2 separate regions of the Homo sapiens genome follow, and region 1 is linked to region 2. Evidence: chromatin loops called from intact Hi-C (ENCODE). Cell type or tissue: gastrocnemius medialis. All regions are shown on one strand. Each heading gives the region's core, and the rest is flanking DNA. Links, peaks and the distances in the headings are about the cores only. Region 1 has its middle 120 kb from the start of AQP9. Region 2 overlaps LIPC (lipase C, hepatic type).

The links. Hi-C counts contacts between places; a loop is a spot of excess contacts. Peaks named below come from ENCODE experiments on the same cell type or tissue, not always from the same donor. Only the 100,000 strongest peaks of a DNase experiment are listed, where the experiment ranks them.
Region 1: it touches region 2 in a loop (4-fold over the local background); 3 of 110 quality-filtered maps call a loop at or near these places.

What each region holds. Positions count from the first base shown.
Region 1 is chr15:58,253,109-58,268,673 of GRCh38, reverse strand. No RefSeq gene overlaps it. Among named protein-coding and RNA genes, the nearest start is that of AQP9, 120 kb to the right of the region's middle. In gastrocnemius medialis, for the core only: no CTCF peak of the experiment used is centred there; DNase peaks (open chromatin) are centred at 7,573, 7,913, 9,643, 10,733 and 2 weaker places; H3K4me3 peaks cover 627 bases; H3K27ac peaks cover 6,174 bases.
Region 2 is chr15:58,497,493-58,513,057 of GRCh38, reverse strand. All of the region lies in intron 1 of LIPC (lipase C, hepatic type), which reads right to left. LIPC-AS1 (LIPC antisense RNA 1) reads left to right here and starts at 14,323. Exons shown (of 3, transcript NR_120338.1): 1 at 14,323-14,419. In gastrocnemius medialis, for the core only: no CTCF peak of the experiment used is centred there; DNase peaks (open chromatin) are centred at 6,096, 6,657 and 7,335; H3K27ac peaks cover 2,513 bases.

The DNA of each region.
Region 1 (15,565 bases), core at 4,352-12,351, 250 kb after region 2:
TACTGCCTATCAATTGCAATGTAGTTTTTGTTTACTTGCTGACATTCCCTTCCAATTAGATCTTTGAGGATGAGATCTTTTTATCTGCCCCAGGGCCTCACACAGCTGCAGAAAGGAGATGATAATTAAATAATTTTTGAGTAAAGCACATTTTGCCTAGGATCATACAACTAGAAGTAACTCAGCATAACTTGTGTGTGCACCCACTATACTTCAGTACTTTAACTGCAGCAAAAGGCATGTGAGGGAATTATGGCTGGGTAGGTAAGCAGATTCCAGATCTTTGAATATTTCGTATACCATACTTGGATTTTTGAGTTCTCTTAAGGCCATGGGGAACCATTCAGGAGTTTCCATGTGAAGGGTGAGATGATGAGAAATGCATTTGTAAAGATCAATTTGTTGGTTTTATGTAGATCCTATAACCATTTAAATGGCTCTTATGAAATATTGGTGGAATGAGAATGAATACAAGAATGAATCAGGAGGTGCACCTTGGCTCTCCACAGTACACTTTGGTTCTATTGTCTGAGACAGAGTGCTAGCTGGGAGGTGTTTTGGACTGAACTGTGGCCTCTCCAAATTCATATGTTGAACTCCTAGCTCAGGACCTCAGCATGTGACAGTATTTGGAGATACCAAAGAGGTAATTAAGTTAACATGAGACCATTAGAGTGGGCCCTAATCCAATCTGATGGGTGTCCTAATAAGAAGAAAAGATTAGGACACAGAGAGAGACACCAGGGGTGAGCATGCATAGAGGGAGGAGCCTGTGAAGAGGCAGCAATAGGGCGGCCATCCACGAGCCAAAAAGAGCGGCCTCAGAGGAAACCAACCCTGCTGGCATCTTGATCTTGGACTTCCAGCCTCTAGAACTATGAAAGAAGAAATTTCTGTTTGTTGCCACCCAGTCTGCAATATTTTGTTATGGCAACCTTAGCAAACTAATAGAGATGGCTTTATAGGTTGGCCCAGTGTGGCCATCCCTACCTACTTTGGAGTAAAAGCTGTAGGAGTGATGGTAAAGAGCTTTTCCCACTGGAGGACTCAAGAGAGTTGGTAAAATGCAGTAGGAGGAGTTTCCATTAGGCATAAAAATACTTCCTCAGGTATAGAAGATGAAGTACTTCTATACCTGAGGGAGGGGGTGGCAAGGGAAACTGAAGTAAGGAAGCAAAGGCACACGTGGCAGTTGGGAAGCCCATGGGCACTGATGAAGGTAGGCAGTTCTTTTCTTTGCTACCCAGTGTTGAATTCTCCCCCTACTTGGGAGGAAAGAGAGTCTGTCATTGTGTGTTGCAAGGCAGAGCTGCCACCTCCTTTAAAGAAGCTCTTGGCAGAGGATGTCAGAAAGAATGGGCTGAGGCCCTAGGCTCAGCCAACTGGAGGTCCACACCCAGAACCCTCCACCTCACTGGAATAATCCACAGAAGATATGCCATCAGCTGAAAAATTCCTTACTGATGACTGCAACAAGGTGAGGCTCTTGCTAGCAGCAATGATACCAGAGGTGGTATCTCCAACAGAGGCCCCTTGCCGGTGGCCAGGCTTCCTCTCTCTCATCCTGCCCCCTACAAGACTGCATGTCCTGGCTTTCCCAGTCAGTTCTGTTGCTTGCAACCAGCAACCCTACAGATCCAGTGGTGAAGGGTGTTTTTTTTACCCCAGAATTTTGCAGAGTACTACTTGTTAAAGAAAGTCAGTTCTAATTAGAGCAACCCTCACTCAAGATTAGATAGGGGGTGAGAAGAGGTCGGAGAAGCTATTCAGTATAAGATTATATTTATATAGGAGGAGAGCGGGGGTGAGAACAAAGACAGGCAGATGCAAAGATGACATGAAACAAATTAAAATGTCTTATGCGATCAGTTAGAATACCTCAGTAAAATTGACACAAGATTTTTGTGACTTTTTTCTTTTAAATTTATTTTAACAATTCTTTTGAAGAGAGCTACTGATTAAATATTAATTCTGTTCTTAGTTGAGTGTTCTGATTATGTAGAAATAGTTTCCTATGGACTAGAAAAGTTGAGCATACTTTTCATGGTTCTTTGCATCTCATAAGCTTTCCTAAGTGGAAGAAGCCTGATTTTATTATCAATTAGAATCTTGAGTTCCAAATAATCGTTGTGGTTAAAGCACTGGACTGGAGTCAGGAGTTTTTAGCTGTGAAAACTCAGTTTCACTCCATTCTAGTATGGAATCTGGAAAAAATGATCTCAAAAGCTTCCCACAGCCCCAAAATTTTGATTCTACCTTAAACTATTAGGAACTTATTAGGGCATTTTAAACTTGCAGAAAAGTTTAGAAAATTGAGTAATAGACATAAATGTATCTATTATTTAGCTTTAATGTAACAGTTTGCAGTATTTGCTTCTGATTTTTCTTTTAGTTTTTAAAAAATTTCCATTCAATCAAAATTGGCTTTTTTTGGTGTACAGTCCTATGAATTAAAACATTTTTTATTGTGGTAAAATGTACATGAAAGTTTCCCAAGTTAACCATTTTTAAGTGTCCAATTCATGCTAAGTGCATACACATTGTCGTACAACCACTACCACTATACATTTCTAGAATCTTTTCATCTTCTCAAACTGAAACTCCATATCCATTATGTAATGAGTCCCTTCCCTCAGTCCCTGGCAACCATCCATTCTACTTTTCTTTGTGAAATTTAGTCCTGTGAATTTTTTTTTTTTTTTTTGAGACGGAGTCTTGCACTGTTACCCAGGCTGGAGTGCAGTGGCGCTATCTCAGCTCACTGTAAGCTCCACCTCCCGGGTTCACGCCATTCTCCTGCCTCAGCCTCCCAAGTAGCTGGGACTACAGGCGCCCACCACCACGCCCGGCTAATTTTTTGTATTTTTAGCAGAGACGGGGTTTCATCATGTTAGCCAGGATGGTCTCGATCTCCTGACCTCGTGATCCGCCTGCCTCGGCCTCCCAAAGTGCTGGGATTACAGGCGTGAGCCTTTGAGCATGGCCAGTCCTGTGAATTTTAATGCACGTGTAGATTTGCGTTACCATCACCACAGCTGGGATACAGAAGAACCCCACCACCCTGGTGGACTATCCCTTTGTAGTCCCATCTTCCTCCTGACAACCACTAATCTATTCTTCATCACTATAATTTTGTCTTTTCATAAATGTCATAAATGGAGTAATAAATTATGTGACCTTTTACTACCAGTTTCTTACACACAGCACGATGCCTTCAGATCCACCCAAGTTGTGCAGTGCGGGTACCCACGGTTTGTTCCCATTTATTCTTCCCTGTGCACCTCTCTTCAACCCCACTCCTCTTCCTCCCTTGCCAAAGGGAACCCCTGCCCCGAAGTCAGTGTGTTAGAATCTCATGAATATTTTAATAGTTTTAGCTGCAAAACAATATATGGTTTTTGGTTCCTAGTGTTTAAAATGTAAATAAATGGCATCATAACATACAAACCATGCTGTAAAATGTTTCTATAACTCAGCATTATGTTTTTGAGGGATATCCACTTTGGTGCCATGTTAATGCTGGGTTACAAATCTTCATCACTCTATAACATTCTGTTATATGAGTACATCATGTATTCATCCGTTTGCCTGTGGAGGAACATGTTTTTTCCCTGTCTGTCTCTCTGTCCCATTACCTCACTCTGAATAGCAGTATTTGGCTCCCTCCTAAACCCCACTCCCTTCCCCAGGGCCTCCAGTCCCTAAGCAGGCCTTGCTGATGTTCAGAAGTACCCACAATGGGGGCAAATCCCAAATCTCATCTTCAAGCTGGCTGCTTGCTTGGCTGAGTACCTGGGCAGAGCCTTTGTCTGGATCCGTTGACCCCTAAGCCCAAGGTGTTAATTAACATCAATCCTGGATGTATGTTGCAATCTCCAAAGGAGTCCTTTAAACAGGAAAGAGGGAGAGGGGGAGAGAGTAGGAGGGGAAGAGAGAGGAGTAAAGGGAGAAGAGGGAGAGAGATTAGGAGGGGAAGAGAGAGGAGTAAAGGGAGAAGAGGGAGAAGGAGGGAAGGGACTGGGAAACGGGGAGGGAAAGGAGAGAGAGAGGGAGAAAGAATTAAAGAAATTAAGTCAGAATTTCTGGGCAGTGGTATTTTTCTAAAAACTTATCAAGTTAAAGATGCAGCCAGGGTAACAAACCCTTGATTAAAACAAAACAATGTTCCAGGCAGCATTTTCTAGCTTTCCAGAAGGTTTGGGAGCCCCAAACCCTGACTTTCCACTCCCTCCATCCCTACCCCTTTTAGCCCTTACAGCCTTGTGGGAGCCACCATCTGAGCTTTCAGAACCAGGCACCAAAGCCCTGGCCTCAGTCCAGCTCCTGGTGGGCTTTCTTGTCATTTGTAGTACACAGGGATGTTTATCTGGTTTCTGAGTCTCACTACAGTGTATAAGTCTTCTCCATTTGTTCTTTATCTGATATGTCTATATGTTGGAGCAAAGATGTTATCTGAGGGCATGAACTTACAGAAATGTTTCCTGTCTCACTTTTGAATGCATACTTTATTCGCTGAAGGACTGCTATTGTACCTTCAAAGGAACTTACGATGCCACCTTATAAAATACCTTCTTTTTGTATTTTGCCTTTTTTAAATGAAAAGGTATTGCTTTTTCTCATTTTAGAAATAATTCATGCTTGCAGTAAAAAGTTCAAACGCTATGGAAATGTATGACTTAGAAAATGAAAGAAAGTGTTCCGTAATCATGCCCCCGCAGATGATTACCACAAATAATTTTGAGCCTATTTTTCCATATGTTTACCATACACATACTAACTTTACAAAAATAAAAATGAAATTACATTGGAGAACTGTAGGGCCAATTGATTTCTGCAGTTAGTGTATCATGGAAAGTTTTCAGTACTTACATAACTTATTTCATTATTTTTAATGGACACATGGTGTTCCTTTGTCTGGTTGTACTGAGGTGCATTTACTGAGGGCCATTTGGGATGTTTTGGTTTTGGCATCATAGATGATGCTGAAATAAACTTTTCTTATGTACATCTCTGTGTATTTATGTAAGGTCAAAAACTGCTTTATCTCTTGGAACAGAAGTGAATGCATTTGCAGGGGAAAGGATAGAGCGGAGGGAGGCTGGTGCCCTTCTCAGCAGTCAGAAGGCAGTAGATGCTTGGGGCTACTTTAGATACTTGGCCCTAGGAGAATATATCTCCTGAGTCTCAAAACTCTCAATGCCGTGCATACCATGACAGATTCCCTTCACTCCACCCTGTCCTGAACCTTTTGGATTGCAGTACACCAGTCTCCAGAAGGTTAACTTGGAAAGGTTAGGGAAGTGTAGGTTTTTGTTTGTTTGTTTGTTTTATCCCTAGATTGCTTATAAAGTGTAGTATTTTTCAAATTGCAGAGCTGTGACCCATTCATGGATTATGAAATAAAATTAGAGGGTTACAAACAAGCAATTAAAAAATAGGGGACAGAGCGAGACTCTGTCTCAAACAAAACAAAACAAAACAAAAAAGAATAGTACAGAAAATAAGAGTGCATGACATGAAGTAAGTGTAAGTACTGTTTACTCAAAATTTTATTTCAGGTGTGTGTGTATACGTGTATCTGTGTGTGTGTCTTAAGTCAGTTTCCCTAGAAGCAGAGCTCAACAAAACAGATCTGGGTGTGTGTGATCTGGAAAAGTGAGGGGGACCAGCTGGGGCAGGAGAAGGAGCTGAACGAGAGTGTGTGCTCCCAGCGTGATTTCTGGGGCTCTGATGCTTGAGTTGTTCCACAGACCTGGTGCTGCCTTAGGGAAGGGGCCAGACTGTGAACTCCCAGGTCCACCATCAGCTGTGGGCTGTGGGCTGATCTGAAGAGGAGGGGTGCGTAACCTGGAAAGTCAGCTCCTATTCTGCAAGGACAGTTCTCCAGAGGATGAGGCCTCTGTGATCTTCACCCACTGGGGATGGGTGCCCCAGCCTGAATGAGGTTGCCAGTGGTGTCCATTACTGGACGTGACAGACAATGTATTCCTTCTTAGTGTGGGTCATGGCAAAAAAATATTGGAGAAACAGTGGATCTGAAGAACTTAGTCTATCAACCTGTGGTAAAGAAAATGAGGCCTTATCACCATCTTTTCCTGATTTCATTAGACAAAGTCAAGTTCCATATATAATTGGAATTTTGTCCCCATCAGAGAAAAAGAGTCACCATAATTCCTGAATGAATCCCGAGTGGGAAAGAAATGCAGAAGAGGTTCTTAATAAGTTAAGCTTAAGCCTTAAGGCCCAGGAGATATCTCAGGAGGCTTAGCGCCTCTCCTGGCTTGGAGCAAACCACCCTGGAGGTGAGGTAGGTGGGATCTTAGGGGACCTTGAACCCCACAAGAAGCATGACACGTGTTCAGGGAGCATGAATTTTACTCAGCTAAATATTTTAAAACTTGGTGGTTTTTTTTACGACCATGAATATAAGATGCAACAGAATGTGAAATTCACATGAACTTTTTAAGATGAAGAATAAAATTACAAAGAGATTTCAGATTATAGGTTGCCATTTTGGACTATTCTCCTAGGCTTTCAGAGGTTCTTATTCATTTGCTTCTGCAGTTAGGCAGTCAAGGAGAAAATTAAGAAAAGCAGTAGTTAGAGTCATTATTTTTCTCCTTTTAGGAGAGTCCAGTTAACTTGGTAAGCTGGGCTCTGAATCCTCCAGGCTCTGAACAGATGACATTCATCCAATAGACAGTCTTGATAACCAATCCTAAAATATCAGAACCATCTGGTCAGTCAAGAGATGGTTATTAAGCACCAGTGAGGTGCTAGCACTGGGGTTAAAATGATGAAGAAGACAGACCATCCTGCTCTGATGGGCCGTTCTGGTCAGGGGAGACAGGCAAAACCAAATAAATAATGTGGTAGTCGTTAGAACTGCGCACCAAACCTTTGGGCTTTCTGGGTTGAGTTAACTCATGCCATCTTTGCTGGCATGAGTTAGGAGGACACATCACTGAGGCCCTCCGGGATGGACCCTTGACCAGTTCTGGCCAATGAGTGGTGAGTGGAAGTGTGGTGCCCTTCTGGGCTGAGCAGTTTGTGCAATGCTCTCTAAAGCTTTCTTTTCCCTCTGGCACCACGACCAGGGCAGTGCTCCATACAGTCGCTGCCCATCAGCCTGGTCCCTGAGCCGAGCCTCCTAGCCAGCCCACAAAGCACGTGTGGTGTGAAAAAGCTAGAAACTTTTACTGTTTAAGCTCCTGAGATTTGAGGGTTGTTTATGATTGCACTTTAATGTACACCACCTTGCCTGATATAAACCAACAAATAAAAATAAGTTCTGATAACTGCTATGAATAAAATGAACAGGTTGCTAATAGCACATGACAGAGGGTGGCCTACAGGGTCAGGAAATGCTTCTGTGAAGACATGAAATGTAAGTTGGGACCTAATCCATCCAGGTCATGGGCATTTCCATCATTGTTGTGCTCTATTACTGAGAGGAGTGAAGTAGCCCTTGAGTCATAGAACCAGGACAGGCAGGAAATAGGAGACATAAACTTGCTCAAGGGTACGCAGCTAATTGCTGGCAAAGCTGGTGCTCTAACAGCAGCATCTGGGCTTGGGTCCAGGCCCTTGTCTCTTGGGCTGCCCCAAAGGCAAGTGAGGTGTCTAGGGTGCAACACTGAAAGAGACACGCTGTCTGTGCCTACCCTGCTTTTGCATGACCTGAGAGTTGGTGCCTCACTATATGTTGCACCCTGGAGACTCATTCTTAAACAGGCACTCATCCTCAGGGTCACACAAGGGTGAGGAGGATACTGAAAGGGTGCCTCCTTAAATATTGTACCCTAAGCATCCTGCTGGCATCACCCCAGTCCCAGCTCTGTCCACACCATTGTTGTTAGTGACAATAACAAACAGGCACACAACATTCAGGTGACTGTGGCTGTGTCCTTGGCATTCTGGGTGTGTCTGCTGATCTGATCTGAAAATAGCACTACCCTTATTGAGATCCTGTGACAGACACAGCACAGCACTTCAAGACAGCAAAGTGCAGTTTTTGATCTGCCAAAAATTGGCTTTCCAAAGCCATTGGTGGGCAACCAAGTAAGGAGACGAGGGAGTGAGTTTCAGGAGTTTTAGGAAGATGGGGACTGGCCTGTGCCCATCTTTCCCCTTGGCAGGGTAAAAGCCATTCATCTACTCTGAAAAGGGTGCTTTCAGTTGCAGGGAAGGAATTTAATGAAATGCATTCCCAAAAGGTGTCGATGACTAACAGCACCCTCTTTCCTGGAAGCCGGTTTGGTAAACAATAGGAGAGGCCAGCAGATGGTCTTTATGGAGCAGCTCCTGTATGCGGACACTGGGCTGGTGCTTCATAAACGTTGAATCTCATTTATGTCCTCTGGCACGATGAGGTTGGTGGTTAGTTTTATTATCACCACTGTATTAGTCCATTTTCATGCTGCTGATAAAGACATACCTGAGACTAGGAAGAAAAAGAGGTTTAACTGGACTTACAGTTCCACGTAGCTGGGGAGGCCTCAGAATCATGGTGGGAGGCGAAAGGTGCCTCTCTCACGGTGGTGGCAAGAGAAAAATGAAGAGGAAGCAAAAGCGGAAATCCCTGATAAACGCATCAGATCTCGTGAGACTTACTCACTATTACGAGAATAGCATGGGAAAGACCGGCCCCCGTAATTCAATTACCTCCCCCTAGGTCCCTCTCACAACATGTGGGAATTCTGGGAGATACAATTCAAGTTAAGATTTGAATGGGGACACAGCCAAAACATACTACCCACTTTACAGAGGAAGAACCTATCTCTCTGGGTCTAAATAACTCACCATTTAAACAATTGTGTCTAACTCTTACCCACTTGAGGACAGTGGGCACAGAAAGGGTGAAAACACCTGACTGGTGGCCAGAAGTGCTAACCTGGAGGAGAGGAAAGAGAGCAGAAGAGAAACAAAGCCGCTTACATTACAAGGTTGTCAACCCAGGGTGACTTTACCCTGACTGGGGTAAAATTTACCAACTCTACCACCTCCTGGACCATTGTTGGTAGGAATTTTCTGCCAAGCTTGGTGAATAAGTGGGTGTGTTTTCAACAAAAAACCAATGTTTGTATAAATTTTCCGAGGCATGGGAAGTCTCCATTTTGTCACAATCTTATTTCATTCCTTTTTACCAAGGTAGAATTTATAAATCATGGAACTCACCCGTTGTAAATGGATGATTTGTAAATTTATAAATTTACAAATTTATAAATTTATACAGCTGTATATTTGTAAATTTATACAGCTGTACAGCTGTCACCACTGCTTTGCTCCAAAAATTCCCCATGATGCCTCACACTCCCTTTCCTACCTGCCCCTCCCCTACCCCTCCCCACCCCCACTTCAGCCAATTTCTGCTTTCTGTATCTATAATTTTGCAGTTGGTAGACATTTCTTATAATGGAATCACATATGTAGCCTTTTATGTTTGGTTCCCTCACACAGCGTAATGTTTCTGAGTTTCGACTATGTTGTTGCTGAGTTCCATTCTGTGGATACACCACGTGCTATGGTTTGAATGTTTGTTGTCTCCTTTGAAATTCATGTTGAAACTTGATCCCCCACGCAACAGTATTAAGAAATTGAGCCTTCAGGAGGTGATTAAGCCATAAGGGCAGAGCCGTCATGGTTGGGATTAGTACCTTATGAAAGGGCTGGAGGGAACTAGGTAGGGATCTTTTGTTTTTTTGTTCCTTCCGCCATGTGAAGACACAGCATTACTGCCATCCAGAAGTCACAATGACAAGGTGCCAGCTTAGAAGTAGAGATTGAGCCCTCATCAGACACCAAATACCATCATCTTGGTCTTGGACTTCCAGACTCCAGAACTGTGAGAAATAAATTTCTGTTGTTTATACATTACTCAGTGTCAGGTGTTTTGTTATAGAAGCACAAATGGACTAAAACACCACACTTTTAAATCCCTTCACTAGTTGATGGACATTTGGATTACTTCCAGAGTTGAACTATTATGCCTAATGCTGCTGTGAACATTCATGTACAAATCATGTACAAATACAAACATGTTTTTATTTCTCTTGGGTACATACCTAGGAATGGAATTGTGGGTTGTGTGGTGGGTGTATATTTAACTTTGTAAGAAAGTGTCAAACTTTTTCCAAAGACACTGCAACTGTTTCACATTCCCACAGTGCGTATGAACGTTCCAGTTTTTCCACATCCTTGTAAACACTTGGTACCATCGGACTTCTTGGTTATAGACATTTAGTGGATGGTATCTCACTGTGGTTTTAATTTGCACTTCCCTAGAGTCTACTGGTGTTGAACATCTTTTCACATTTTTATTAGCCATTCATACATCTTTGGTAAAATATTTATTCAAATCTTGACTCATTATTAAATTTTAAGATTCTTTTTTGTTTGTTTGTTTCTGAGACGGAGTCTTGCTCTTTCTTCCAGGCTGGAGTGCAGTGACATGATTTTGACTCACTGCAACCTCTGCCTCTCAGGTTCAAGCGATTCTTGTGCCTCAGATTCCCAAGTAGCTAGGATTACAGGTGTGTACTATCATGCCCGGCTAATTTTGTATTTTTGATGTTTCAGCCAGATGCTTCTTGTCAGCGCAGGTCCACTGTGTCTGCTCCTTGACTCAGTGGAAGCAGTTGCCCAGCACTAGCCTTCATACACTTGGAAGCAGCTGAGCCCATATCATCCCCGTTTCTAAATAGCTTTGGCTCCTTTTGCGCCTGGAGGCTGTCTCTGCCCCTTTCAGTGCTTGCACTGCTTCCTGACACTAATGTCCTGTACATGGCAGGTGCCACTTGGTGTTTCAACATTATATCTTTGAAAGCAGGGGACGGCTGGGAACATATCATTGGATGGATTTCCCAGAGGATGCTGGAGGGAAAACTATTGCTGATTTCCATTCCAATTTGTCAAGCAATACAGCTGGAATCGTTAGGCCTTTTGTGTCCCAGGAGTCTCTTGGGGATCAGGCCAGGGCAGAGAGGATCTGTGAGAAAAGGATAGGCAGGAAAACCCAAAAAAATCATACTTGTCACTCACTTATACACACACAGAGTTGAAGCTTTATCCTCTCATTGTACTTTTGGCTCAACTGTAATATCTGTTCTTTTTTGCCAGGTCCTGAAAAGGTTGCATCAGCCCTTTAGCCATTACCTGCCTCTTGATGAAGCGTCAGAGCAGGTGTGCATACACCTGCCAGCACAGAAAAACCTTAACGTAAAGTTGAATACAAAAAGAAAGAGTCAAAGTAAGCTCTATATCCTAATATGAATAACTGGAATAAAAACACAATGTGTTTTACATAACAGCACTGTGTATTTTACAGGTGAATGTACTTGTACTCAGGTCATAGATCAACCACAGAACAGGTGACTTGTGGAAGGTAGGAAATTGGACTGGGGGCTCTGTGTTAGTTTTCTGTGGCTGCTGTAACCAAATTACTACCAACTGGATTGCTTCAAATGACACATTGATTTTTTCACTGTTTTGAAGGCCAGAAGTTTGAAATCTGTTTCACTGGGCAGCAGTCAAGTGTTGGCAGGGCCAGCTCCCTCTGGAGGTCCTAGGATAGAATCCATTCCTTGATTCTTCCAGCTTCTGGAGGCTGCCAGCATTCCTTGTCTTGTGGGCCACATCACTCCAGCCTTCAAGGACAGCATCTTAAAATCTCTTTCTGCTCTGTCTTCACATTGCCTTCTCTATGTGTGTCAGATATCTCTCTGCCTCCAAAATCTCGCTGAACATGTTAAGAATCACCCGGATATAAAATTCTAGGTTGGCAACCATCTTCCCTTAGAATTTTGAAGGCATGACTCTGTGTTCTAGCTATAAGTGTTTCTGTTGAGAAACCCAATGACATTCTGATTTTGAATCTTTTGTATAAACATTCTGCCCCCCACCCTCGGAAGTGTATAAAATCTCTCTATCCTTTTTGCCCTAAGCTTTCAGATGATATGCCTTTCAGATGATATGCCTTTTTTCACCCATTTTGCTGATACTTGATGGGTACACTCGATTCATGCCCTTCCCTTCTAGGAAATTCTCTAGAAATTCCTATTTAATGATGCTCTCTCTCCCTCTTTTTTTATGTTTCTCTCTCTTGGACTTGTAGACTAATTGTTTAGATTTCATATTTTTCTCCTATTTTTTTATCACTTTGTCTTTTTACTTTATTATTTCTTCAGCTTTATTTTCCAATCCTTCTATTGGGTTTATAATTTCTGGTATCATATTTTTAACTTAAATTTTTTTGTTGTTGTTCTTTGACATTCCTTTGATAGAGCATCCTGCTCCTGTTTCACAAATGCAGTACGTTATCTCCCTGAGGCTACTCTGACAACTTTAGTTGTTCAAGTTTTCTTCTCTCTGCATAGTCTCTTTCCTCTAAGTTGTTTTTCAATAATTTTTGGGGGGCCTGTCTCAGAGGGAGAGTTTCCTCAAATGTGTGATGGTTCTTGTCCCACTTTCAGAGTGGGACATTGAAAAGCTCGTCAGATTTAAGTCTCCAGATTAGATGTTTCTGATCCTCTTCCTGGAGAAAATAAACTTCCACTCTGGGTCTGGGAGATGAGGAGAGGAAGAGAGCTGGAATCTGACATTCACAGTGTCAATGTCCATTGAATCCTATGTTTCAGTTCTATCCCCCGTCTTCAGCAATGCCTGGTGTTCTTCCTGTAGAGATTGTAGGTTACACCCTTTATCGGCAAAAACCACTGGTCTTTTGCTGGAGAGCAGCAATCGTCTGGCTGGTCAATGAGGGATATAGAATCTGGGGCTGTAACTGCTCTTTGAAAAGACTTAAACAATGCCGTTTATAGCCTCCTGTTTGCCCCAACCTCTAGATCTATCTGGTGCCACTAATTTCTGAAACTTTTGGGGGTTTTGCAGAACAGATTGGGCTGCTACTTGTCTTCACACTGATGGCTTAGGATTTAGCTTGTCTCAGGACAGCTAGGTGAGGTACCACCTGACCATTTGCCTTCTCACGTCAACACACCTGCTGCTCTTTTCTCCTCTCCTCTGTCCTTTGTCCTTGTGAGTTCATGCCTCCTTCTGCCCACCCTTGAGCATCTTTTCAGTGGAGTTTAAGTAGGAGAGGCCGCTGTATTCATTCAGAGTGCATGTGTATTTGTTTTCTGTTGCCGTCATAACAAATTTCCACAAATTTGGTGCCTTAATACAAATTTATTATTTTACAGTTCTGAAGTAGAAGTCCAACATGGGTCACACTGGGCTAAAACCAAGATGTTGGCAGGGCTGTGCTCCTTTCTGCATGAGACTATTTCCTTCCCTTTCCCAAATTCTTGAAGCTGCCTGCATGCCTTGGCTTGTGGCCCCTTTCTGGATCTTCAGAGCCAGAGACAAGTCCTTCTCACGTGGCATCACTCTGACCTCTTCTGCCTCTTTTAAGGATGACTGTGATTACATGGGGCCTGCCTAAATATTCCAGCGTAAGCTTCCTATCTGGAAGTCAGCTGATTAGCAATCCTCTTTGCAACCTTAATACCCTTTTGCTATGTTAGGAAACATGTTCACAGGGTCCAGGGATTAGGACATGGACATCTTTGGCAGATCACTATTCTGCCTAAGACAGCATCATGAACTAGAACTGAGAAATTTGAAATTCAGTTATCAAAATTACCAGGATGAGTTTATTTTCCTCCATCTTCTATCGAGACTTAAAAGGATTCTAGGTTCCAAAGAAACTTGAATCCTTGATACAATCCACACTTTGTAAATTGTGTATTTAGGCTTCTACAGATAAATGGAAAATGAATAGTACTTGCTTTGAAGTCATTTCATTCCTAAGTAGTGGGACATATTTTGTTTGAAGAACTCAAAGTAATTGTAGTGGGTTGAATAGTGTCATTCTCCAGAAAGTAAGTTCAACTCCTGACCCCTGATACCTGTGAATGTGACCTTTTTTGGAAATAGGGTTTTTGTAGTTATGATTAAGTTAAGGATCTCAAATGAGATCATCCTGGATTTAGGGTGGGTCTTAAATCCAATGACTGGTGTCCTTGTAAAAGAAAGGAGAAGATTTAAGACACATAGAACAGAGAGAAAGGCCATGTGAAGACTGAGGCAGAGACAATTCATGCAGCCCCAAGCCAAGGAATGTCACAGATTACCGGCGGCCACCCAAAGCTAAGACACAGGAGATGTTCTCCCTCAGAGCCTCCAGAAGGAACTGCCCCTGCTAACACCCTCATTTCGAACATCTAGCTTTCAACAATTGTGGGGAATAAATTTCTGCTTTTTTTTTTTTTTTGGCTGCCCAGTGGTAATTTGCTGCAGTAGCCCTAGGAAACAAATGCGGCAATCTTTTAGCCAACTTCTCCTCCATGTGATAAATACGCAGGTCCTATTGACTTCATTTTGCTCAGAGAGGCTGTTTGTTCACTGTTACAGCTGCCCATGTGACATTTAGAATATCTAGAGGCCATGTCCGTAGAAGCGAAATAAAATGGAAATTTGAGATCATCCGTTGGTTTCTACAGGAAAGAAAATCTAACATTTATTGATCTGGCTCTGTGTTAAATGTTTATGGTCATTATTTTATGTAATTCTCATAATGTCTTTATGAGGAAGGTACTATGATAATCTCTCTTTCATAGCCTTGGAAATTGCAACAGAGAGAGGTTAAACAACAGAGCAAAGATTCTAACAAAGCTCTTTCAAAACCCTGTGTTTATGCCTGAAGATCCCAACTGCAAGTCGAAACTGATCAAATCTAAATAATTTTTCAAATTTCCCCTTTCCATTGTCTATGTAGTAAAAGCCAGAAAGTTCAAGGGTTTCTGTGGACAATTATTTAAAAAATGATGAGTTGAATAAATCCAGACTATTTCTTCATATTCATATTATACCCAAAGGCTTTCTCCTGGGAGAAGCTGCTGAAGAATCAAGTCATTAAAAACTATGTCAGAAGCTGCTGCATGGATCTCACTGATACTCATTTGATTACAAAAATATTGTCTTTCCCCGCAGCTATGCTTTTGTCAGGGGTATGGGAAGATAACTAAACTGGCAGGCCAAAGGCTCAGAGAATTCATTACCAAGATAAATAGAAAAAAAGGAACTTCAAGAGCCTCTTAGGAGATTTACAGGGATTGCCAGGGCAATTATTCTTCTTGGTGTCTCCAGCACATCCTGCTTCTGTTCAGAAAAATGAGGACAATTTGATAAGCCCACTGTTTAGGGGGCTATCTGGTGGGTCGTTTTCATGGATAACATCTTGAGCTTCTTTCGTTCTACTTTTTTTTAACAGGCTGGTTTTAAACAAAGTTAAAGCCGAAGTCAATGGGTAGCTATATCCCAGATTCCAGGGTCACTGCTGTGTTACCAGTCTGGGTAGAAAATAAGCTCTTGTCTCTTTATCTCTCGCCATTGAGATAGTATCATTTTTTTTCACTCCTAGAACCCCACATTCTGGTGATAACTCTCAGGGCTTACTCAGCCCAAGCCAGTAATCTTTGTTATAATCTGTTTGTGAAGAGAAAACAACACATTTGGATCCTTCCATCTTGTCCTTTTTTATCACCTGCTGTTCTTGTCAAAACCC
Region 2 (15,565 bases), core at 3,012-11,011:
TTTGGGATGAAACATCCACCAGTTTGAAGGAGGTTTTTGCTTTTCTGTATTCCTCTGTGTCTCCTTTTCTATGTACTTTTACTTTTTTTTTTTTTTCGTTGATGCTTTGTGTTTTGCCCAATATAATGGAGATGAAAGGCGGAGGTCTTGTGCCGGGGTCTGGAGGATGTGTGTGGAACGACCCTCGTTGTCATAGGTCATCATTTTATGGCTGTCAGCCTTCCTCACATTGACTGTAAGTACCTTGAGGACAGGGGCAGGATTTTACCTTCCATCCCCTTTCCCCGCCTCCTACCTCGTTCCAGTGCCACTGTTGCTCAACCCATATTTGGCAACTTATCCCAGGGCGCCTCTGTCTGCTGAAGCTCTGACCCTGTGACCAGGCCACTTTAAGATGGGTGGGACAGGTCTGAGACTCCATCTGCCTTCCTAAAAGACTGCTGGATCTGGAGATGTCACCCTGTGGGCTGTGATTCCCGTGGCTTTTCCAGGTAGTCTCGCAGACCCAGCCGGCCCAGGCCATCCTTCTCACCTTCTCATATTGCTCCTGGTTCAAAGGCCCCATCCCCATTTTTCACATCTATTCCTGACTGATTTGCGTGGACTTTCTGTCTTAAAAAGCAAAATAAAACATTGTAGAAAACTTAGAGAAAAACAGCCAGGTGCAGTGGCTCATGCCTGTAATCCCAACAACACTTTGGTAGGCCGAGGCAGGTGGATGACCTGACGTCAGGAGTTCGAGACCAGCCTGGCAAACATGGTAAAACCCCATCTCTACTAAAAATACAAAAATTAGTCAGGCTTGGTGGCTCATGCCTGTAGTCTCAGCTACTGGGGAGGCTGAGGCAGGAGAATCGCTTGAACCTGGGAGAAGGAGGTTGCAGTGAGCTGAGATCATGCCATTGCACTCCAGCCTGGGGCAACAGATTGAGACTCCGTCTCAAAAAAAAAAAAGAAAAAGAAAAAAAAGAAAACATAGAGAAAATCACCAAAATTACCTGTATTCCCATAATCAGAGATAACTATTGTATTATGGTTGTGATTTCCTTCTAGGTTTTAAAATGCTGTGTGTGTCTCCATGTGTATGTTTGAGTTTAATTGTGTGTATGTGTGTGTATATATATAATTTAGAATCCTGATTTTATAACTCAATGTTTTGTCTTGAACACTCCCCCACGACATCAATAATTGGCAAGAGAGAATCCTAACGTGTGGTTGTACCAGAATTATAATATTTGAACAACCCTCTACTGTTGTAACTTAAGTTACAACCACAGTTTTTTCCAAATGTAAACCACACTGTGATGCAATCTTATTCATAGACCTTTCTCTATATCCCAGATTAATTCTCTTTGAATGAATTCCTGGAAATGGGATTACTAGATTAAGTGACATCAACTTTTAAAAAGACTCTCAATACCTATTGCCAGTTGTCAGCGCCAATTTAGCTTTGCTCATGCAAACCAGCAGGGTGCCCTTGTCTTCTGGACATAGTGGGTTTTACCAGTCATATGTATAGCTCTCCCCTGAGAACTTGCCTGGGCCCTAACCCTTGGGATGTGGTATTTATCATTCATGTTCCTGCAGCATCTGATGCCATCCCTGGAGAGCCCCACGTATGGGTAAATGCAATGCAATGGTAAATGCAATGCAATGGTAAATGCAATGGAATGATTTATTGCCTGCATCTCCTTGCGTTAGGGCCTTGGGGTTAGTGAGGATTCAGTTACTCTGCTTTCACCACACTCCCTCCCCAGGCAGATCCCCGAGACAGAGAAGAATGGGGAAGAGGACTGAAGGATGCCTTTGAGTTGAATGAACAGCTGAGAAGTCTTAGCTGGAAACATGCCAGAATTACACAAGACCATGGATAATCATTTAATTCGTATTTTGTACCATTTCATGTAGCCGAGAAGAAAAACATAGGATGTAGAGTCAGGAGCCCTGGATTCTAGTTTTGGGTCTTCCAGGCATTAGCTGAGTTATGTTAGGGAAGTCTCTTAAGCTATTTGAGATCCAGTCTCTTCATCCGTAAATATACAAAATAATAAGGCCTTCCAGGTGCGGTTGTTGAGATGCTGAAATGAGACGTCATCACGTGACAGCACTTTGTATACTAAAGTATTTCTGGAAGGAAGTGCTGTTATCCTCACCAACTCCATGTGGAACAATGTGCATTACTTGGCAATGTGTCACTCTTGCTGAGAGGTCCTTTCAGGACGTGTTATGATCTTATGTTTTGCTTACTTGTTTATTATAGTATTTCATTGAATCCAGTATACACAAATAGCATGATATACCATTGTTTAACATACCACTAACAAGGAAAAAAGCAAGTTACAAGTTAAAACCTGATGTCTTAGTGATAGTCTTATGTGAATTGGTCACAGTGCCTCTTGTTGTTTGGAGATTTCTTTCCCCTACTTTAGGGTTTGGCAGTTTCTCCTACTCTTAGTTGCTTTGCTTAGAGCCTGATGGGCAATCCTCTTGCATGTGCACCAGTAAAGCACAGCTTCATATATTGTGATTACATTTCATAAAACACTTTTTGTTACTTTGTAAGAAAACATAGGATGATGGTTACTCTAATGATGAATATCAAATTTATGCCTCACCTCTGTCTCTGTGCCTTTTTATGTGCAAATAATGAGTTAGTCTTTTCAAAAACCTTCTGAATGGAAATTAAGCTCAAGCCATGCACTGCCACTCAAAAAGGCAAGCAAGTCAACTGAAGCGATGGCAGTTAAGAGCCCTTTTTATCAATGTCACAACCATGCCCTAGCCCACAGCATTGTAAGATATATTCCACATTCAAAGATATTAAATAGGAACAACAGTGGACCTTACAACTGAAGACATAAAGTATCTGTTTCCCATACCAGGGAGCTGTGTCCTTGTCTATTGTGTCTTCCACCCTATGCCCAGTACCTAGCACCATGTTGGCATTCAGAAGGTACTCAGCAAATACATGTTTAGTAATGGAGAAAACAATACAATTCTGCGCATGTACATTTTATTAACAGTGGAACTGGATAAAGTCTTATGGAATGAAATAGTATATAAATAGCTTCTTCTTTTTCTAAACTCTTTTTTTTTTTAATGATTCAATAGATCCAATGGTACAAAAACCCCTTTCTTATAAAATTTTTTAATTGGTGATACCAGTTATAACAACTAAAATTTTGACTGGTAAATATAATAATAGATATCCATTGACAGCATTCCTATCATATTATGTAATTTTGTATAACACTTGTCTGTTTCTAAATGCAGACATGATATCACTAGTAATAGGGACAGAAGTGATTCTTGGTCACCAAGCAGGGTAAATTTGGGAGTATAGGAAACAATTTCATCCATGTAAATGATGTGGCAAAACACTGCGTATACAGAGAGTCCTGGCTTACTGGGGAGTTGGTAAGCCATAGTATGGCTATTATATGTTAAAAAAAAGAATAAAGATTGTGTTTGGGAAATGAATTTTGCAGGGAAAAATAGAAAATTATATTTATTTACTGAACACCTATTAGGTTAGCACGTGGTCTTTTAATCTTCACAGCAATCCTTGGAGTAGATAGCTTTGCTTCATTTTGCAAATGGGGAACCTGAGACTCAGAGAGAGTAACCTGCCTGTGGCTAGTAGGTAGTTGCTCCAGTATTCCAATTTCAGTCTTCTTGATTCTACAGCAATTGCTTTTCCAACCATTCTATGCTGACTCAGAAAACCTGAGAGTTTCGGAATACCTAATAGGAGTTAATGAACATTTAGGAAGACTGGGGCCAGCCCTGGAGGTGGAGTGGAGAAAGTGGCTCATCATCTGAGGAGGAATCAAGCTGGTGACATTGATGGATTCTATTCTATCTAAACCATTCACAGTGGATTGATGTATTTCCCAGACAACACTGAGGAGAATGTGTGGATTTGGGTACAATAACAAGAGAGGATTCTGGTGATATGTTCCCACAATTGCCTGCATACATATCCTCTTCATTTTGCTTTATTTGGCTCAGTTTTGTTCCTTCATTCCTTTAGCAGTTCTTAAAAGAGCTACTGTATAAGGTTTGCTTTGATACAGGACAAATACATTGGGATGTTGTGAATGAGGGAGCTCTGCCTACAAGTAGTACTCAACAGAGAGGCTGGGTGAGAAGCCTAGGAGAGAAGAAAGGATGCACAGAAGAATACTAAAAAATTAAAAAAAAAAAGTAGCAGGAATGAAGGGTTGAAAAACCCACAGCCCTTTCACCAAGGTCAGGTTGGTTGGTTCTTCCTGCACAGTGCTGGAGAGGGCAGAAGGATGTGAATGCGGAGGAAAAGGTGTCCAAAAAAAAACTGGGACTAATGAGAACCTTGTTGGGGACTATGTCAGTCGTAAGGACTCTCCCTCAGCCCCCAGCATAGAGTTTGGGGATGAATACATTTTTGTTTCAGAGCAAAGTTGATACATCCAAATGTTCCCATATTAACTAATTTGTTCAGTTCAATACTAATAAAGGGATGGAGGGGGGTCGGCCTATAGGAGAGGAAAAGAACCAGCTAGGAAAGGCGTTTCGTATTTTATCAAAGTATGTGGGTTAATGATCTCCCTACCTCCAAAATGACCACAGCGAGTAAGACTCGCTGAATCCTGTGTTCAGGTCATTTGTCATGAGAGGAACTGGACTGGACTAATATTGCTTTGGGGATGATCGGCTTAATTTGACTATGGGGTGGCAGTTGTTGGGGCTCAGCAACTGTTACCCCAAAATATGGTGCTTTGACATGCTGAAATAAGAAGAGCCTCAGGGTCTCTCTGATCTTCACTCCCTACCCCCCACCCTTGGCCCTACCCCATCTCTCAATTCTTCATCTCTCCCAAAGCTCTGGATGAAGTTGTTCTCTTCATCCCTTATCTGCCTAAAGTCTGGAAATACCAAGGAAGAAAGCAATTACCTCTAGTCTCCTCCCTGAGTTTTCATCAACTGAACCCATATCACAGGAAGAAAGACTGAAGTCTGTCAACACACCTGGACAGTATTTTGTCACAAACCATCGTCTTCTGTTTTGGTGCTCATTCAGTATTTCAAAGAGAATCATTTACCAGCCCTTGTCTGCTCTGAAGTCCCAACAGACTTCGTCCATGGCCATTGTAAGTTCCCCAAGTCCACTCGTCTCCCCCTAAAAATCATTTACCATCCCTCAAATTGCCACATTTCCCCCATCTCCCCTTCCCCTATGAAGAAGGGTTAATGGGTAATTGTTCTCTATGGATCCTCCAGTGCTAGACATGTTAAAATAAATTCGTATGCCTTTTCTTCTACTAATCTGTCTTCTGTGAGTTTTCAGTGAGCTTTCAGAGGGCAAAGGGGAAGCTTTCCCTTAGCCTCTACACAGTGCCTGGTGGAGTATGGAAAAAGGTCGCTAGCCAGCTACCCTTTCTGTATTCCAGAATTGTACAAGCTGAAATTTGTCCTAGAGGCCACTCTCACCTTATTATAAGAGGGACCACTTTAGTGAGCTCTTTTCGTTTTCCAAAGTAAGGCAAGTACTGATTTGTGTGTGGCCGGGGGAATCCTTGATTCAAAGAAATAATTCAATCGTAGATATGTCGCAAGACCTTATGCAGATGACTGATCACATTCCAAGAACAGGAATTTTCTTATTTGCATGTTTAATAATGAGCTAAATCAAGTCAGTTTGACCTTCCTTTCTTCTTTGCTTCCTTCCTTCCTTCCTTCCCTCCTCCTCTCCCTCCATTTTTTTCTTCCTTCCTTCTTTCCTTCTTTTTTTAGAGAAAGCAAAAAGAAAAGTATATTTCTCTTTTGCTTAGAAATACTCTCAAGAGGATAGGGAAAGTTTAGCTATTGTGAAAACCAATTTTATTTCCCTGTTCTCCTGGTTTCCCCACTCCTATGATTTGCCTGTGTCCCCACCTAAATCTCATATTGAATTGTAGTTCCCATAATCCCCACATGTCCTGGGAGGGACCAGGTGAAGATCATTGAATCATGGGAGTGGTTTCCCCCAGCTTGTTCTTGTGACAGTGAGTTCTCACGAGATCTGATGGTTTTATAAGGAGCTTCCCCTACCCCTTCGCTGGGCATTTCTCCTTGTTGCCACCATTTGCGGAAGGATGTGTTTGCTTCCTCCTCTGCAATGATTGTAAGTTTCCTGAGGCCTCCCAAGCCATGCTGAACTGTGAGTCAGTTAAGCTTGTTTCCTCTATAAATTTCCTAGTCTCGGGTATTTCTCAAATATGTCTTTATTAGCAGTGTGAGAATGGACTAACACACCCCCACACCTGTAGCATCTTCCCCCACGTCAGGGTGGGGGGCAGAGGGAGCCAGCAGGGCTTAGGAGTTGGGAACACAGCCAGCTTTGAATAGAGCATAATTTGAGCCTGTGTCTTCAGGGAGAATACTGGTGCTTTGTTAGGGGAGCCTCTCAGCAGTCTGTATCATGTAGAGAAAGAAAATCTTGTCGCCTACCTGGATATCTCAGAAGCTAGGGCTCTGGGTTTGGAATTGTGAGTGGAGTTAACAGGGGAGGGATAGGGAATAGGCAGAGTGGTTTGGGCCACCTTTGCTGTGCCTTCTCATCAGCACCTGCTTTGCCCTGGTCAAAGGCCTCTCTCCTGATCTGGACTGTCTTGGAACAGTGGTCATGTGCCTTCTGTGGGAGGGTGCCCTTTCAGTCGTGGCAGGAGAACTGAGCCCGTTCAATGTGCCCATGCCAAAGAAGACTGGGTGTGGCTGGCTTCTATTTCTGTTCTCCTGCATAGCTGTGGCTTCAGAGATCTATGGAAGGAGCAAAACAACACCCTTGCCCCAAGGGTGTCATAGAAGTCTCCTTTCTGCACAGCCTCTCCCCTCCTGGGCTAAGGAGAGCCCCGTTGTGAAGCACGGTACTGGGAAAGGAGCCCCACAGGTGTGTGTTTGAGACAAGAACAGGAAGAGGTACTACAGGCACCCAAACACAGCCTAGGTGGGGCACACACCACAGAGACAGAGTGGGGAGGGGCGGCTGCCATCCACTCTATGGAAGTTCCTCCAAGTTGGTGAGTAAGGATGAGACCCAAGCAGTGGAATTCCTCTATCCAAAGCCCAGGAGCTCTGGCACAAGGAGGCAACAGCCGCCTCTTGTGAGGAGGGAGCTCGCGGGTACTGGCTGTATGGTACTGGCTCCCTAGGGCTGACCAGCAACCTGCAGCCACGTCAGTGCAGTCCCCTAATGAAAGCAGGATACTCAACTCATGATAGAGGTGATGGTTTTTGGCCTTGGAATGTTGGCTCGGGTGGGAACTGGCTTTAGAGATAGTTGTTTAGCAACTTGAGCTTGTTCCAAGGAGGGTGACTAAGAGTGAGGGGACTGGAAACTGTGTCATTTGAGGATGTGTTGAAGGGAGACTTAGTCCAAAGAAGGGAAGGGCTGGTTGACGTTGGGTGAAACGTGAAGGAAACAGATCTTGGTACAATAAAGAGAGGAGCTGCCAATGGCATTAGATGAGTATCATCTGAACAGTCTATCTTCATACTCATGAAATGTTTGTCCCACTTCATAGACATCCCTACCAAGCTGGCAGACCATTCACCACCACCACCAATACCAACAGCAGCTGTTGAGCACACTTTGTGTTGAGCCCTGTTGTCAACATTTTTTTGTATATTAAATCATTTGATCCTCACAACAACCCTATAAAGTACATGAATCTTTTATTATCCCACTTTTTAAAGATGAGGAAACTGAGACACGGGGATTATCCCACTTGCCTGAGGCCGCATGGCTGGTGAGTAGGGGGGCTGGGACCATATGTAGCAGAGGCTGGAGTTGGCATGTGGCCTCCGTCTGCTCCTGCCAGCCCTGCTGTAGCCCAGCACCCTGATGGCCGGCTGTAGAGTGGTAGCCTTTCCCCTTAGGTCCTGGCCTATTCGTGGACTGTTGGCCTCTCCCAGTGCTGTCACATCAAGTTTCAGATGCCCCAGAAAACTGGGGACCTGTGCTGTCTAGCATAAGGGAATTTCCATTCTCTTTGCCTTGGTGGTTCCTCCAGCTTCTGCATGACTGTGGTTTTTGTAGCTTGGTTTGACTGAAAATAACTGGCCTCATGAGTTCTATTCTTTATCTGGCTGTTATTGGCATCCCCAGTGCTACATAACCAGGAGATTACTGCTTTGCTACCAGAAGCATGGCAGGCCATGTAAAACAGGGTACAGCATGCGCAGCTCTCCTCGAGATAGGATAATGGGGCCATTTGGAGTTACACACTGGGTCGTGCTTAGAGATCTGCTACTCTCCACGTGTGCTGCTGTCTGGTGAAGAGAACACTAGTATTTGAGGATGGCCTTTTACTTGTCTTGTTTCTGACAATAATGGTAGAAATTTCCTTTCTTCTGATACATTTGAGATTACTGGGAGGAGAAAAAGAAGAAATCCAAATTTGTTCTTAACCAAAAAGCTACAAAATGAGTTGTTGGAAGTGGGAGAAGGCCAGGTCGATGCTGGGCCTCAGGCTGAATGTAGCAGTGTAGTTCTCAAGCCACCCTCTGCTTTGTTTTGGCCTGTTGAGTGCTGTTCCTGGCCATCTGGAAGACCCCTTATTCATACAGAGAGGGGGGTGTTGACGTCCAGAAACAGAACTGGCCAAAATGGGAATTTCTTTGTGATTCGGCTTAAAGAGTCACTTGCTTGAGACTCAAAAAGCATCTTTTCTGAATGGTCCACAGGTGGCCATAATGTATAATAAAGATAAATTCAGAATGAGCAGGTGTCATCACTTCTGCCCTGGGCTGCCTGACAACAGCCTGTTTATTTTCCTCTGCTCTGAGAGGTTACAACCCCAGATGGGGTTGGAATGACCCCACCATCAAGAGGACTTTTATGCTGGTGGGCCTAGAATCTTGAGGGGGTTTGGAGGGAGCTTGTTCACTCCAGCCAGGGTGCCCTGTGGCCCTGCACTCTGGCTGGTCTGTTGGATGAGACTTGAAACTGGTGTATGGATTTCTGTGGTATACAGGGCTTTCTGAGAATTTTTGTTTTCTCCACTTGGAAAATGATGTCCTGTCATATCTTGAAATGGGTCATGGACTTGCTAGTGTCATTGGCTTTCTTCTGAAAAATGTCCATCTGAGGAAACGGGACTGGTGCAGTGTGTGTGTTTGGGTGGGGGTGTGGGTGTGTGGGTGTGTATGTACATATAAAAAGTCCACCCTGGTGTGGGCCCTGTGCCTGGAAACTCAGAGGCTGCTGGAGACCTGCCTGGCATGCCTACTCCTTGGTTTCTGCCACTGCTGTGTCCAGGTGACTTGCCCTCAGACACTTGCTCTGTGCCCTGTCTCTGGCAGGTGCAGGGCCTACTTAGGCTCACAGAGACAGCACTCACATCCCCTCTGCCTTTGGGGCCACCCCGGGCTGGGTGGTGCGGCCCAGTGGAACCCTGCCCTTCACATTCCCTGGAGTGAGTTGGTGAATTGGAAGGTTGATGTGCTGGTGCTGAGACACTCACAGGGTGCTGCCTGTTTGAATGTGTCCAGTAGGGTGCTGATATGCGCCAGTATCAGATGCGAGGTGCTGCCCCATGCAGACCAAGTCCTCATCTCCCAGAGTCCTGCCAATGATTCCTTGGTACCACCAGGGTCCCTGTTATCCAGAGGCTGGCGCTGCCCCTAAAGCCTTTCACAAATCACCTCTCCCTGACTCTTAGTGTCCTACCTTGGACTCTGCCCCCTCCACTCCTTCTCCAGCCTCTGAATGCACAACAGGCAAATCCAGTGACAGATCCTGAACAGGGTTTAAGGAACCCACCAAGTTCTCTTACACCAGGAAGACAAATAAAATCTTGGTTCTACCACTTAAGAGGCTGTGTGACTCTGGGAAAGTTAACTTTTCTGCACCTCAGTTTCCCCCTTTTTGACATGGGATTAGCAACACTGTCTGAATTGTGAGGGTTAAGAGATTGTCCATAATAATCATTTATTGTCCATAGCTCAGTTATTATGGAGATAAAATGAGTTAATATTTATAAAGCACCTATACATATTATAAATAATATGTGTATACTATTGTCAATGATGCATGGCACATCTGATAGAAGTGTTTGCACCTGGGCTTTTTTTTTTTTTTTTAAACAATGTTTCAGCACCTCAAATACCTGTTGAATGATTAGGAAAGCTCTACAGGCTGAGAGTTGCTTGGGGGTGCTGATAACCATGTCCTCTTCATCCTTGTGCCTCCCTAAAGCCTGTTGGGCTGTCTGGCACATGGGAGTGCCCTAAAAATTGCTCTTTGACTGTGTAAGTGAAGGACTGAGTATGCCTTTCTCATTTTGTACATTCTCTTCAGCATTGGAAGCCTTAGTTTTAGAGAACTTATTTCTAATTTGGGAACATATTCCCCCAGTTCTCACACATTAAGGAGATAATTAGAGCTCAAAAGGGTGGAGCCTTAACCCAATAGGAATAATGTTCTTGGAGGTGACTTGGAGTTAACCACTTTGACATTTGTGACCTCAAAGCAAGAGTTAAGGCAGGCTAAATGATACGTTTTCATAAAAACAAACAAAAAAAAAAAAAGAGAAAATTACATGGAATTCAATGCAAAATTTGCAAACCAACCCAACGGTAGGAGCTAAGTAGGGATGCGACACCACCTTTTCCTTGTTTTGAAGGAATACTACCTAGCACCTGCGTGTGCCAGGTAAAACTCGGGATGGCAGCTAAGTCACAATCCTGCTGTCCAGGTGCATCCAATCTGGTGGGGAGGGTGGGTTCTGTAGCAGCACAGGAATGGAAATGTTTCCAGAGCAGAGCCAAAGTGCTGAGCAGCTTGTGTGGAAGGAAAGAAAGGGCTGATGAATTGGTGAGGGGGCATCTGGGGAACGGCAGAGAAGGAAAGAAAATGAGAAGATGTCATGGTGTGCCTGCTTCTTCCTGCCCCACTCTGGGAACTGTAGTGTCACTAACTCCGTGCAAGGCTCTCTCTCCCTGGCATTGCCCTCTGGTCACTAAATCACCTTCAGGTCCAGCCTCAAGCATCTTTGGCTGCAGCCTCACCCTCGGCCCACGCATCTCAAGCATCCCATTAAATTCTAGCCTCCCCAGGAGAGTGGGTGAGCTGGAATTTCACTCCCACTCCCTAACATCAAGAGACATAACAGATGTCTGGTTTTTCTTTGCATCCTCAAGTTTTCCTACCTCCTTCAGGGTGCAGAACATTCCTGAAGGGTGGAGAGGCAGAGGCTCCAAGATAGCATCAGTGTCTGTCCTCAGGCCACAGTGTCAGAGCTGGATGAACTGGGTTAGGGTAAGAAAGAAATTTGGGTTTGCTTGTTCTAAAAAAAATCTTGGTAGGGTAATTTTCTTGTAAGAAAATTGGCTTCTGTAGAGATTTAAAAATGGTATTGTAAAAACTGGTAAATATATTCACGGCAAGTTAATGTACTCTTCCTTGTGATTAGGCCCAATCAGATGTCATATTCCAGTTCATTCAGCGCTGATGGAAGTTCTTATAAAAACTAAAGCTAATTAAGTTTCCCTTTTCTCCCTCCCCACCCCATCATCAACTATGATTTCTTTGTTCACTGACGCAGATGTTAAAAATACATGGAAAATGTTTCTAAATTCTTTGTCATTTTAGGAGAAGATCTGTCATCAACAAAAAAATACTGGTGGGTAGAGCTGGAAAACAAAAAGGAATAAACAAAAAAACTTCAGGCATTAAAAAAAAAAAAAAAAAGTATGAGAGGCCTCTAGGTAATGATCACATTGGGAGTAGGTGGAGACATGTGAATATACATAGGCTGAGCCACCTTAAATCCCTCCCAGAAAGAGTCTAGGTATATAGGCGAGGGGGCCTGTTAGGAAATCACTGCAATGTTCTGGGAGGAGATGACAAATCCCTGTGAGGCGTGCGGTTGTAGAGACGCAGAGGAAAGGGTGCACAGGAGGCATTTTAAGGTGGAGTCAGCAGGACCCAGAGGCTGATCAAATGAGGGAGTGAAAGGAGAACAGAAGGGTCTGGGAAGCAGATTTGCTAAGGTTTCTCAGTGATGCCCATGAGGAAAGATGGGAGAAATATGGATTGGCTGCGAGAATGGTAAGGTTGTGTCACTAATGGGAGCAATGCACCCCAAAAGTATCAATGAATGGCCTGGTGTGTCTTCCAAGGGGGTAGGGGTTCCTGTGTTTTGACGTGGCTTTGTCTTAGTCAAGAGTTTTGTCATTGATTTGGATAATATAGAGGATGAGTTCACCACATTTCAGATGTCAAGAAGCTAGAAGAGATATCAAATCTAAAAGTGTCAAAAAGGATGAGAAGGGGGGTGGTGGGGGGAGAGGGGGGTGGTGGGGGGAGAAGAGAGAGGGAGAGACTAAATCTGAAAAGACAAAATTTAACAGGGCTACACGTGGATCCCAAATCTATCTGCTCAAGGTCAGGGAGTGGTAGCTTAGTAGCAGCACATATGAAAACAGTCAGGGACTTATTGATTATAATTTTCAACAGGAGTAAATATTGTACAGCATCTTCTCCCAGCCCTCAAGTGACTGTAGACTGCGCTGTCTGAAGCATGTGTTTCAGAAAAGGAAGGTGACAGCCTCATTCAGTTTTGTGCTGGTTAAATGGCAATGGATTATTGCTTTTGCTTGTGGACACAAGAGCAACATGGAGACATGGAAGCACGTTCAGACGAGAGCAAGCGTGACAGTGAAGAGGCTAGAGTCACCTGATTCCAACATCGTCATCACCACCATCTGTTGGGCGCTTACATCTCACAAAATCATCTCACAGCCTATGCAGCAGTCATTTCCATTCCCACCTTACCTACGAGGAAACTGAGCCTCAGGGGATGACATCACTGTAACACTACTGCTTCTGGCTCCACGGTTTTCATGAGGGAAGACATACCCAAACCCATGCTCTTTCCACCCCTCCTTACTGTGTCCTAAACCTCACCATCTGAGGGACTGTTGAGGGATGTGGGGATCCTTACGTTTCAGTTGGAATCAGACTCTGCCCCGTGCCCTGTCTCTGAGGTCCAATTTACTTTGTCCTGTCTCTGCTATACCTTACTCTCCTTACTCCAGCTGGACACAAGTTCTGGATCTCTTGTACCAAATCAGACCTCCCCAACTCATGTCTTCTACCGAAACAGACCTCCCTGATTCGTGATCCTGACATCCACTGGCATTGTGAGGGGCTACTGCCTAGGACACCGTGACCACATCCTATTTATCACTTTACCTCCTCCCCAGGACACAGTTTTCCTAGACCACTTCTGTTATCCAACCTCACTTAGACCAGGGCTATACAGTTATGACAATCCAACTTGTTTAGCAAGAAGACAGATTTAGCATTTCGGGTGGCTCCTGGGCTGGACAGGCAGAGCTGGGGCCTGGATAAGAAATGGATCCCCCCAGGAGAGACACAGGGACCAGTTCCTAGGTGCTCAGAGAAACCGGAGCGGAAGAGTTGATCCACTGGGATCAACTTATAGGGTTCGGTGGCTGACTGGACATAGTTTCTAAGGAAGAAATGGGAATCTGGTTTAGAGATAGAGGAGACTATTGGTTCTTTTCAGGTTGATGGTAGAAGAATTATGAAAGCTGCTTCAGGGAAACACAGATCTTCCCTTTCCTGTTACATACTCATTCCTAAAGAATCCTAGTTTAGGGCCTGGGAGATTGGACACATAGTTAACAGAGACACAAGACTTGTAACCCAGGAGTCTGGTGGTTCCCACTATGTGTGAGTCTGTTTTTGAGCCAGCATAACATTAAAGTAGACTCAGCCTCTTTTGGCTCTACCCCCAAAGAATCTGCTGTCCCCAAAGGCATTGTTTAGAGGCAGGCGACAAAGTACAAAATTCTTAGGGGTGGTGAAGGAATTTATAGAGCTGCCTCTGAGAACACTTGCTCAAATCAGGATCGATGTGCATGTTCCCTGGTGTTCTCGCCCTGCCCCAGCCTGTCACTGGCAGGCACTGTCTCTCCATTCTTCCCACCCCAGCCTGGCCTCTCTTGTGCCGAGTAATCCTGCTCTGCCTGACACGTGCTTTTCCATGCTCAGCGAAGCAAGGCCGTTGACAGGCCCAGCCTCCTTGGGAGATGGTTTAATGTGTTGCTTTTGCTACTCAACAATGCCCTGTGGAGTATTGCTCACTCCTATTTGTATAAACAACCCCCTCATGTATCTCTTCCAAGCACGCACAGCATTCTTTCCCTGGCAGTTTTGGTTGTAACTTTGTCTCTTTCAGTACAGAAGCTGAAGTGGGTGTGGCTGGGAAGGCCTGAAGTTACTGCAGAGCTAGGATTTGAACCTGGGTTTTGTGACTCCCAGTCTAATGCTTCTTCCACAGTATCAGATGGTGTGGGCTGCAGGTCTCTGCAGGTGAGGGCTTCTGGCTCAGCTGCTGGGGAGTAAGCACCAAGTAGGCACTTGGGCCAGGTCAGTGTTTCTCAATGTTTTATCATGATTGCCCCCCTAAAGAGTCTTTCTAGACATTTTTACCCCCTAATTGTCTACCCGTGAAGTTTTAGCACCAGGGATATACTGCACCCTGTTTGTGTACTGTATATATATGTGTGTGTGTATATATATATATCTGCTTTATAATAAAAACTTTTTTCATCACCCACCTCAAGATACAATTTCACCCTCTTGGGGGCAATATGGCCCCTATTGATAACGCAGGGGCTCAAAGTGATTCTCAGAGTGAGGGCCTCGGACCAGCAGCGGCAACATCACCAGGAATTTGTTAGAAATGCAGATTGTAAGTCCCGCTCTAGACCTATTGAACCACATCCTTGCGAGGTGGGGTCCAGCTGGCTGTGACTTAACAAACCCTTCCGAGGATCCTGGATTTGAGATAGGGGAGACTATTGGCTTTTTTCAGTTTGATGGTAGAGGAAGAATTAGGAAAGCTCGCCTGAGAGAAACACCAATCTTCCCTTTCCTGTTAATCACTTTCTTAATTAATTGTAATCATGGTCAGGATCCATTCTCTTTGATCCTTCAGCTCTTATTAAACACCTAGTGTGTGCAAGGCATGTTGAGCTCTGTAAAGATCATATTTTGGCCGGAAAGAGCCAGGTTCTACAGAGCCTGAATCTTAGATATAATTTGGAGGTCCTCTTTAAGAAAAAAAATACATCATGAATACATAATTGTGTGTTGGGGGAGAGGAGGTTGAAAGGGGCTTGTGCAAGTGAAGGATCTTGACACCTAAGCTCCATTGGCTCCATGGCAAGTCAGCTCACTGCTGAGCCCAAGGGAGGACCCTGAAGGTGGTCGCACAACAAAGACAGGCAGATGGGCAGGGCTGAGCTCCTGCCAGCCAGGCATGTGAAGGTGTCTGCGATGGAGACAGGTATGCATTTGGGGAATAGAGTGGGGAGAGCATTGTGCTGACCTGGAGCCTGGGAAAGGCATATCATGGGAGGTATCCAGAGGGCTTTGGAGAGGTGTACCAGTAGAGACAGGAAGGGTTTGGAAGAGCGGCGGAGCACATTGCTTCCAGGAGGGAGGAAGATGAGAGGATGTTTCCATCTGACGGTTTCAAGGCATTTTCTAGATGCTCCCCATAGCTTGAAG